Linked DNA regions of Homo sapiens: region 2 is linked to region 1. A link is an interaction called in ENCODE POLR2A ChIA-PET data of the cell type or tissue named here. Cell type or tissue: IMR-90. All regions are shown on one strand. Links, peaks and the distances in the headings refer to the core of each region. The heading gives the core; the rest is flanking DNA.

Region 1 (5,391 bases), core at 71-5,070:
TAAGTTGGAGTTTAAGATTATCAGTGTTAATGTCTAGAAAATGCATGGTTTATTTGTGGAGAGTTAATGCCATTTCAAAAGACTTTTCCATAATGGTACAGTTTAGAGGTATTTCATTTAAAGAATGTTTTCCTTTCATGCCTGATCATTGTCTTCTTTTACTTCATATGGTTTGAGACATAAGGTAAGATTTCAGAATTGGGATTCAGTTGGGAGTATATATTTAGTGTTAATCATATAGACATTCTGTAGTACATATAAAAGAATATGTGATGCAATGACTAGTAGGTCTGGAATCTTAGATATAATTGCTGGTTCAGAGACCTTAAGATGTTTCTAAAACCTGAGCTATGGAGAAAATAAAGGTTTGCAAAAATGTATTTGAGAAACATTGAGGATAATGAATTCTCTATTAAGTAACAGTCACTTTAAAAGTATTAAGATGCTGCTGAAAAAAAAATCTTAGATAGAACACTCACTACTTCTCTTTAGAATCTATTTTTAATTGGAAAAGACAATTATTTTTCTACTTTGAGCTTAAACTCAATCCTACTTAAAAACAAGGGAGGCCAGGAGTAGTGGCTCATGCCTGTAATCCCAGCACTTTGGGAGGCCAAGGCGGGTGGATCACCTGAGGTCAGGAGTTCAAGACCATCCTGGCCAACATGGTGAAACCCTGTCTCTACTAAAAATACAAAAATTAGCCGGGCATGGTGGCGAGCACCTGTAATCCCAGCTACTCGGGAGGCTGAGGCACAAGAATTGCTTCAACCCGGGAGGCGGAAGTTGCAGTGAGCTAAGATTTCACCACTGCACTCCAGCCTGGGCGACAGAGCAAGACTCTGTCTCAAAAAAAAAAAAAAAAAAAAAAAAAAGGGAAGAGATACATGATTTATTCTATTCATTTCAAAATCTAACTAATTGTACAGTGACTTCATACTCACCTTTTACTTTGAAGTTAAAAAAAAACTAGAAAATATGAAACATTTACTGTGCACCAGGCACTGTTCCAAGTGCTTGTCTTATAGCAATACATTTAATCCTCTCACCAATCCTATGAGGTAGATACTATTAGTTACCTTATTTTATAGAGGAGAAAACTGAGGCATGAAGAACTAAGGTAATTTGTACAAAGACAAGTTATGGAGACATGTTTCAAACCCAAGCAGTCTTATTTTAGAGCCTGTACTTTTAATCATTACATTATAACAAAGTGAACAAGTAAAAGGTAAACTTAGTTTATATCGAACTTAGACTTGGATAGAAATATTATGTTAAAAATAAGATTCATAGAAATCAGTAAACTTGAATCAGGACCCAAAAACTTATTGGCAAAAATAATTAAAACTGGGTGTTTTCTTTCAATTTTGATTTCACTATTAAAATAATAATTTAATCTTTAACACTAGCTCTAATTTTAGAAAATGATTCTTTTCTGTATCTTGGTGAGTATGTATAGTTGTAAGCCTTTTTTTTTAGGGCCAGTATGTTTTTTGCAATGTAGGACACAGTTAATATCCATCTATTACTTTGAATTAAGTTCATTCAATATGTATGTATTCATTTTCATTTGAAAGGCATAATGATTGACCCACCCACACAATATCAAATTAGACCATGCATTTGAAATAGTGATTGACATGTTTTATATTTGATGCTTTGTAAAATATATTTTTTCAAGTAGGAAATACCCTGTGTGAAACCCCTCTGATCTCAGTCCTAGATTTGAACACCCAAACTTAGGTTTCTTAAAACTTGCATTCGCTTTTATGTCACCCTTTGGAGATTAAATAATTATATAGAATCAGAGACTCAACAGTATCCTCTTCCTTATTAGTAGTCTAAGCACAAACTTTATTGTCGGTTTTCTGCCTTTGGCTTCCTGTGCCCTTGATGTTCCCATGAGTTTTGCCGCCAAGATTGTAGACAGATAAAGCCAGAATTACTTTTTTAAAAGGCATGTGAACATCATTAGCAGCTAACAGGTGGTGATTTCGTTGTCCAGTTTGTCTATATAACATGGGAAAAATATGTTCTCTCAATGAGTGAATTCAGAAAGTTATGTTTACATATACTTTTCTTTTAAAAAATATGATTCTAACCTGCCAACACTATTAAGAACGAATCAGATATTTTAAGATATCAGTTGAGTCTAACAGACAAGAAGCCAGAAAATTTAATGCAAGGGCCAAATCACTGTGGGAAACTCAGGACACCAGCCTGGGATGAGAGTAGGAGAGCAGCTCTCCAGGGAGGGCTGTTATGGAAAGTGGAGAGTCAATCAAAGAAGATGTGAACATATTTCTCTGAGGAAAGAGAATTGTCTTCCACTGACAGCAAAGAGGGGGAAGGCCCAAATATAATAAATCTTGCATCAGATAACCTTGGCGAGGTTTCTTAACTTTTCTGAGCTTTACTTTCCACATCTATAAAAATGGGTCTAATACTGTCCTTAAAGGATCGTGTGAGAATTTGAAATTAGACATGTAAATACTTAGCTCATAGCAGGCACTCAGTAAGTAGGAGCTCTTATTATTATCCTCCATGTCCCCAAGCAGATAGCACTGAGACAGGGCTTGAGCCTGGTGGTGGTTGATGAAAGACTGGAGCAGGGCATATAAGCTTGCCATCCTACTCCCTGAGTGTATGAAAGGTAGAAAAAGGGTACCAGAATTGGATATGGGAGTCATAGCTGCAAAAAATCTAAGTACGAGCAGCTGGTCTTTCCCCTGGCAACTCCCATGTAAAAGGGGCAGGTAGGGCATTCTTGGGAGCAGCACACCAGGAAACAGTAGAAAGGAGCCAAGAAACACTCTTGATTCTCCTAAACCCAGAAAAGCATGCCATTCAGAAATTCAAGTTGATGGGAAGGATTCAGCATTAGCCATCTCACTATTCCTTTACACAAAGTTCTAGTTTATTCATTCATACACACATTAATTCTTTTTTATGAAGAAATACAACTAAAGGTATACAACTAAAATTCTTGATTTCACTCATCTGTGCTTTCAATTTTTAAAAAATAACTTTTGTATGTAGGTTATGCTTTAGTAGTAATATATCTCATACCTATCAATTGCTAAACTGTAAAATCCATGAGTGTGGAGACCTTGGATAACTTGAAAATAAAACTGACACTTTAGTATTGGAAATAAGCACCCTGAAATGAACATGAGTTAGAAGACTAAAGTCAAAAGGTAAGAGAGCTAAAAGGAAATGGGTTTTCCTTTAGCTGTCTCTTGATTAAGTTATCATAAAAAACAAATGTGTTCTGGGTGAAATCCTAAATGCATATGTGGATTTCCCAAATCTACGTTCTCTTAATGACATGTGCAATAAGGGTATATGTAATATGTTTCTAATAATTAGGGTATATGTATTTAAATGTGCATTTCCCAGTTCCATATCCCCTTAATGATGTGTGCAATAAGACAACAGAAAGAAAAAACTTGAATTGAGAGAGTTACACAATAAAAATTAAAATGCTACGGACTTTTAACTTGTCTTTGTTTAAAAAATTTGCCTGCAAAGTATCATGACCATGCCAAGTGATGAAAACAAGTTTGATAGAGAAAACATTAATTTTTTGTACTAATCTAAATAATTATAATACTGGTCTTCTACAACTATAAGTAGGCTATGTTCTCAAAATCCAATTGTAAATTGGTTGCTTAGACCTGGTATGTTTTCACAAGGAAACCATGTACCAAGCCACAAAAGCACACTTGAACTTTCTGCAGTCACTTACAATGTTGTTTCTAGGGAACAACTCATTCTGAATTTGCTGCACCTCTGGCCCTGAGAGCTAAGACTTCCCAGTAGCATTGCTTTCGATCTAGTTTCCGGTCTAGATCCCCACTTCTGTACCGTCTCCACCAAAGCGATTAGGAGACTCAGAATGGCTTTTGCTTTTGCTAGGATTCTGGTGAGCCCTGAAAGTCCCCAGTAGTGGCAGGGAGGGAATTTAAAGCCTCCGAGCCGGAAGAAATAATAGAAAAAGGAGAGAATTGAGGACTGGGTAGGCAGCTTTTGTAGCATTAATGGGAAGTGAGTCCTTAGCAAGACAGATGTTCTTTGTAAAAAGTATGTGTAATGACAGATTAAGTCTGGAATTGTCCCAAATATAAACATTTGATGAATCTAGGTGGTGCATAGGCAAGTGATCATGATCCTATTGTTTCATTTTTTTTTGTATGTTTGAAAAGTTCTCCAGTTAAAAATTGAAGTAAACGCACATACCCACACAAAAGTAGGTATGTCCATGTGCCTAATTCAATAAAAGAATATACATATTTTCTGATTATGACCTGAACCTTTCAAAGAAAGATCAAATTTTCTGAATATAAGTTACATTAAGACCTCTTTACATGAAACATTGATAACTCATTGTTTTCCTATTTTCCTCCAAAACCAATATATTTTTTTCCTGTGACCATTGAGACCTTTCTGGGAACTATGTAATTAAGAAAACTTTTAAGATATTTATTATTATCCAAAATTAAAAAGTCACACGAGTTTCTTGGATAAATATGTAATTATCAATTGTTAAAACACATACTGTGAAGCCTGTTCTGGAGGCTCATATAAATACATATTTTAAAGTTTTTTCTTATTAAGAATTTTGTGTAAAACAGTCTAATCCTGCCAATGTATGAAAATAATAAGATGAACAAACCATCTGCCAAGGAAATGAAAACAGTATTAAAATTGCACAGATAAACCATATCTAGTTCTGAAGAAATGGAAGAGCTCTTTCCTGGAAAAACAAAAAAGTCGTGACATTTTTGTAGAATATCATGGGTTATTATATTATCAAGAGGACAAAGTTTTCTGATTTGGGTGAGAGGGTCACTCACCCTTTTTTTTTTTTCCCCAAAATAACTAGCGCCACTCTGGTACCAGTTTTATTCAAAACCCTCTTGAGAAAAATAAACTATTGAGCTAAAATGTGGAAACAAATCACTTCATATTACTATACTTATAAGACAGACAATATCTAAAGAATAGTTGAGTGTCACTTGTCTTTTCAGTTGTTTTTCACAGGTTGAGAGTTACTTATTTCAAAATAGTTGGTAAAGAAAAAAATTGAAAAATTATAAATGACATTTATGTTGTTAAAGCTGCAAGATGTAAACATCATGAGAGGAAAAGAGTAAAAATTAGACACATTTGATAGTCAAGCATCCACATTAATTTATCAGAATAGTATTATGCATGAAGGTCCCAGGCTTCACTATGGCCCTGTGTGACTCTAGCCATTGTTCTGACATATGTTCCCAAGCAGCAGTACCTACTTTTTCTGGGACCCGTAGATTGCACTTTCTTCAAAACATTCAGTTTTCAATGAATCATTTGATAAGAGGACTTCATTATGAGCTGAGCAAAGAATGT
Region 2 (5,391 bases), core at 264-5,263, 1.3 Mb after region 1:
CGCACATTTCATAACAAACATCTCAACTTTAGACTTACAAGGAACTATGCTGTTACTTTTTAGTAGTACTTTTGCAGATGAGAGAACTGAAGTCCATAGAGTTAAATCACTTTTTCTTTCCTTTTATAATTTTATTGTACTGCATAACCAAGAACTTGTATTAATCAAAGGCCTCATTGCACATGCTGTGATTTCTGAGTAATGATGATTCCTGAGTAATGGTTTCCAATATAGGGGCCTGGTGAGCCATGTGAGTTTACTAAAGGACCCAGGAAGATTTCTGTGGAGGCCTCACCTATAAGATGTTGTGTATACAGGGAGGAGAACAGAGGTCTGTCCCTGAGTGGAAGAAAGGCTCTTTTGAGGGTTAGGATAGCAAGCAGGGAAAAACAAACAAACAAATATTGGGTCCTCATAATATAATTAAGTGGTGCATAGTGAGTGGAGTATATGTTAATCTGTCATTATTTATTTCTCACCGCAATAACTTTAGAAAAATTTTCAACTGCCTACCACATTGGTACCAACTCAGTGACTTACAGAAAACAGAACCCACAGAAACTTAGTCCAGTCTGGTTCTACCATTGTTTCCTTGTTGAAAAGGAGGGATACATAGAGTCTCTCTGTATCCTGGGAAATACACTATACAGTCCTGGAAGCTCTGGGATTTTCAGTGCATTGACGGCCATTAGCCAGAGCAGGCACTCTATTAAGTTATATTGTGTCTATGTTTATGACTAGGAAGTGAACTCTGGATTATGTCTCTAGCAGGAAAAGAACAATCAGCAAATTAATGTATTGGACTTCTATGAAGTCTTCTTTGGTAAAGGTTAATTATCACTCTGATACTGTAAGGTCTGCTGCCGTGAGGAGAGTACTTAACACATGAGCTGTGTTTGCATGTCCCAGTTTCTTTTTCCTCACCAGTGAGCGAGACATACTGCCACATGGAAAGGACAGATCTTTGTTGGAGAGGAAATTGAGTTATTGTTAGACATTAAGAGCCATTTAAATTTTTAAAAACTGTCTAACCCTTCTCCTGAAATTTTATAGATTATCTCTATGTATGTGTTTATTAAATGGCCAAGGCTCTGACAAGTTTTAAAGGTTCACCAAAAATATTTAGATATCAAATAGGATTAATCTTTACTTTTTAAAAGATAAACTCCAAGTAATTTTCATTGTAAAACAGAAAGAATGGAGGATGACTAGAATCTGGAGAGACAAATATTTGATGCTACATACATAAAATTGAACTTCTCTATGTTTTGGGTTAGCATTTTGATTGCACAACTTTTAGAATGGACAAGACAGTTATGCCCACTGATCACAGAACCAAGAATGGGATTCTGAGAAAATCTGAGTTCTTTTCCCCATAGAGCTAGGTAAGGGGGCAATGGTGAATGATGTACTTCTTGCTGCCTTGCATATTTCTTCAGGTAGATGGTGTCTCCTGACCCTTCTAAACATGACAAAGAAAAGTCAATGCTGCAGATTCCAGTAGATTACCTCCTATCTTAGATGAAAGAACAAGAAACTCCCTGTAATCTAAAACAGACTGTATAATCTGATGGTTATCACTGTTTATCCAAGTAAATTAAGCAATTGTTGAAGTAAAAAAAAAAAAAAGAAAGAAACAAAAACCGGCCCCACTAACTGCACTGAGGTGCCAGTGTTCAGGGCAGGTAAAGTAGATTAATAACAGGCCACTCCTGAGAAGGTTTAGGCTCTTACTGTCAGATAGTAATAATTAATGATCAACTGTTAATGGAGATACTGGGCTGTTGATGTCATTAATTCAGCTCAGTGGAGCCAGTTCTGCCCAGGACCTGCCACAGCTGTCACTGCATTTGCTTAATTATTCCAGTGCCTTCAGGCTCTTTTTCTTTCATTTTTTTTCCTTTACGCTTTTTTCCCTTACTAACTATAGGACATTATGTTTTCACTGACGCAGAATTATGAAGAGCATGCTGCTTTCTGGGCAGTGCCAAGCCTAAAATACGTGAAAACCCAAAGGCAACAGAGGAGACCGTCACTTTTTACTTAGATGAAATGATGGAAAATGCTGAAGAAAGGCCATCTTTAAATAGCTTGATTGTGCTGATATAATTTTTGAGTTCTTTAAGGATTTGGATGTCGAAAGTGAACTCTGAGCTGTGTAAAATGTCAAAGTGCTCACCCTCTCCCACAATCAAACAAAGAGAATATAGAAAAAGTGGCGCAAGAGTGTTGGTAAAACACAAGGCCGTACAATCATTCATCCAAGAGGGAACCAGAAAGTTAGCTTTGCTGGGAAGATTGAGGCAAGGAAAACCATGGTGAGGGAAATGCCACTACTGTTAAAATTCAGCTGTAGGAGTACATGAATTTGCCTGCTGTGCTTTCAGAACCTTCTTGCATTTCTTTAGCTTTGTGTCTCTTTTATCTATCACACTGCTTTTAGTTTTAAGAAAACCACTCTTTGCTTTGTAAACATCATTTGAATCTTTCTCCCCTGGCTTGACCTGGTAATCACTATACTGTTTTCTAATTGGAATGAGGTGTTTATTTGGCTTTTCAAAGACCACCCCCCCCCAACCCCTGCAGCCCTGCCACCTTTCAAGAACTTAATTTTTAAAAACTAGTTCCTTGGTTTTTAGGTATATATTTCTAGTTCTGATGTGTTAAACTAGTCCAATGTGTCTTGAGCTTCCATGCTGGAATGCTGCTTGACTCTCTTCCAAACTGAAGTGCTTAAAAAATGTGAGGCACTACAACTATTTTAAATCTCTCTCTACGCTGCACATGGTGATTTAAAATAATTGAAGCTCTTCAAATTTTTATATGCTCTCAAATTTGGAAGTGATTGGTTCTGAGCATGTGCAGTACACAATGATTTAAGGTTATTAGAGTCTCTCAAATTTATCATGAGTGTTTCAGCTTGTGAGTGATAGGGGAACCTGGACTTTGGCAGCTAAAAATAATTTAAAAATTATCATTACACTCTGATGTTATAGAGGTGATCAGAATTCTGGACACTTGTGTACATTTTAAAGCTCACTGTTAAAATGACTCCTTTTTTAGATGCAAAAGGTAGTATTAGCCCACCAGAAGATGCATTTAAATAAACCACCTAAAATGCACCATAACAGAATTTTACTTTCACTGACATATTCCCCATTGATGACCTGAATAGGATCATGATTTTAAAGCCAAATGCTCAAATTTGGCAAGAAAAAGAACTGTTGTCTTCTAGCCCAATCATAACAAAGATATGTATTCAGTAAAAATACCTGACACGTTCTGGTGACAACACATAGAACCTATAGTCTGTCCTCATAAATTATACCATTTTTTGCTTTAAAGGACAAGGGGCTTTTGAACTACTACATAAATGATCACTTCTAATACATGGCTAAATTAGTTTTTTATTTAAATATTCCAAATAAAGTGCTTTTATTAAAGGTTATTAAACTTAAAAATGTGTATTTTATCCTCTCTTAGATGAAATATATGTGTTCATTTCTTAAGCCTTCTGTTTGCTTTGGTGGATGTTGAACCAAGCACAAAGAAAGGTACTTACTTATGAAATGTACAAGATAGAATACTCAGATGATTTACTTGGTCACTTGATGGTCACTTAACATTCCTTAGATCTTTTACCAAAGGATATTCTCTGAGCGGGAGCAGGAATATTTAAACTTTTGCTGAGTGCCCTGATGCCAGGATTCTAACATGTAAGGTAGATTTATGGTTCAAAGATAATATTATATAAGAAGAAATCCAGTCATTAAGAAGTCAGCTAAAATTCTTAACATGTTTTGTTTGTACCTTTGAAAGCCACATGGATGCTCTTTTACTTGATTTAAATGAAAGTGACAAAGGTGAAATTCCAGCACATTTCTCAGTCACTTCCCTTCCTCAGTAAATGTTTTCATTTTGATAAAAATTAGGATAAGTTGATTATGGATTTTATTTTTTTTAACCAAAACCTGGAGTTGGAGTTTGAAGTATTCTGGCACATGAAAACCATCTGATCTTATAAACTAGCTTTATAAATCCCCATATTTTTAATAGGGCAGAAATTTAACAGGATTAGAAATAGAAAATGCTAATAATAGAAACTATGTTGTATTTGGGATTTCTGTAACCCTGGGGATTTAGGGCTGTGAACTATGTAAAGTTCCACATTTGGTATAGCAGTCAACCTTTGCCCTCCAATTTATTATTAGTTTTTAAAGTTTGAAAAATTTTCTTATGTTTATGTATTTTTAGTCTCCAGTATTACTTTGCTCGTTTGTGCTGAATTTTGACAGGCAGAAAAACAATCTAGGCGAGCTTGTTCAATTTTTTGTGGCTGTGCTAAATTAAGAACATGTCATGTCAGTGGACTAGCGTTATGCTATTAAATAATTGAATTAATCTTTATTTAGGTCACAGGTAGAATGAGTATAATCTTTGCTGAACACGGAAGAATGCCTGGAAATTGCCTACTCCCAAAACATAGTTACACCAAAACGAAGTTTGTGCTTTTAGCTCTATCAGTTTGAAGTCCTTGGAAATGGGAAAAGTTACTTGGAAAGACTAACCTACGTTTGAGAGTTAGTTCAGTAGACCAATTCAAGTAAACATCTTGTATGTATTGATATGACTTTAAAAATAAAGAATGCCATTATTCCATATTTTAGTATTGCCTGCAGGGATAGCTGTTATAGTTTCTGAAACAATAAGAACATGAGTTACCATTAAAAAAAATAGCACACAGAATACACAACCCTTGGCCTTGAGAGACTGTTAAGGAGGTTTCTCAGGTTAAAACTCAATGTCCTTTTCAATTGCTTTGCAGTTTTATAGAAAGATCAGCTTAGTAAATCTTTTTCTATCACATATAAAATAGATCCCAGGAAGAACAAAAGGGATAATTAAAAACACCCTGAAACATAAAACTCGAAGCATGATATATGTGTTTGTTGTGTAGGTGTAAAAATATTTTTAATTTAAAAATTCTAAGAGAAATGATTAATACATTTGATTTCAAAGCAGTGAAGAGAAAAAGCCACTTCTGTACATCAAAAATAGCAAAATTGAAATACAAACAATAAGAAATATTTCTATAGATATCACAGCTGAGTTAATATCTATAATACAAAAATATCTAAATATATATAAAAGAATTAACACCTTAGTAGATAAAGAGGAAGGGGTAAAAAATGGTGAAAATAAAAATAGTTAAATTTATGAAAATAAGATATAATGAAATGGACTGTATTTAATATAAAATGAATAGGTTGAGATTAATATAATTATAAAATTTCTTAATTACAAGCTGTAAACATTTAAAGAAGGCCGTCATTTATTAGGTACATGTTTTTGAGTCTCTGCCAGGTACTGTACTAGGTTCTGAGGATATAG

The links. Peaks named below come from ENCODE experiments on the same cell type or tissue, not always from the same donor. Only the 100,000 strongest peaks of a DNase experiment are listed, where the experiment ranks them.
Region 2: POLR2A ChIA-PET joins it to region 1 with 7 read pairs; 2 of 35 experiments call an interaction of 5 or more read pairs at or near these places.

The regions. Positions count from the first base shown.
Region 1 is chr2:143,438,574-143,443,964 of GRCh38, forward strand. The region is part of intron 8 of ARHGAP15 (Rho GTPase activating protein 15); the gene reads left to right. Among named protein-coding and RNA genes, the nearest start is that of ARHGAP15, 310 kb to the left of the region's middle. In IMR-90, for the core only: no CTCF peak of the experiment used is centred there; no DNase peak of the experiment used is centred there.
Region 2 is chr2:144,709,982-144,715,372 of GRCh38, forward strand. All of the region lies in intron 1 of TEX41 (testis expressed 41), which reads left to right. Among named protein-coding and RNA genes, the nearest start is that of TEX41, 45 kb to the left of the region's middle. RefSeq lists an enhancer at 2,020-2,670. In IMR-90, for the core only: no CTCF peak of the experiment used is centred there; no DNase peak of the experiment used is centred there; H3K27ac peaks cover 368 bases.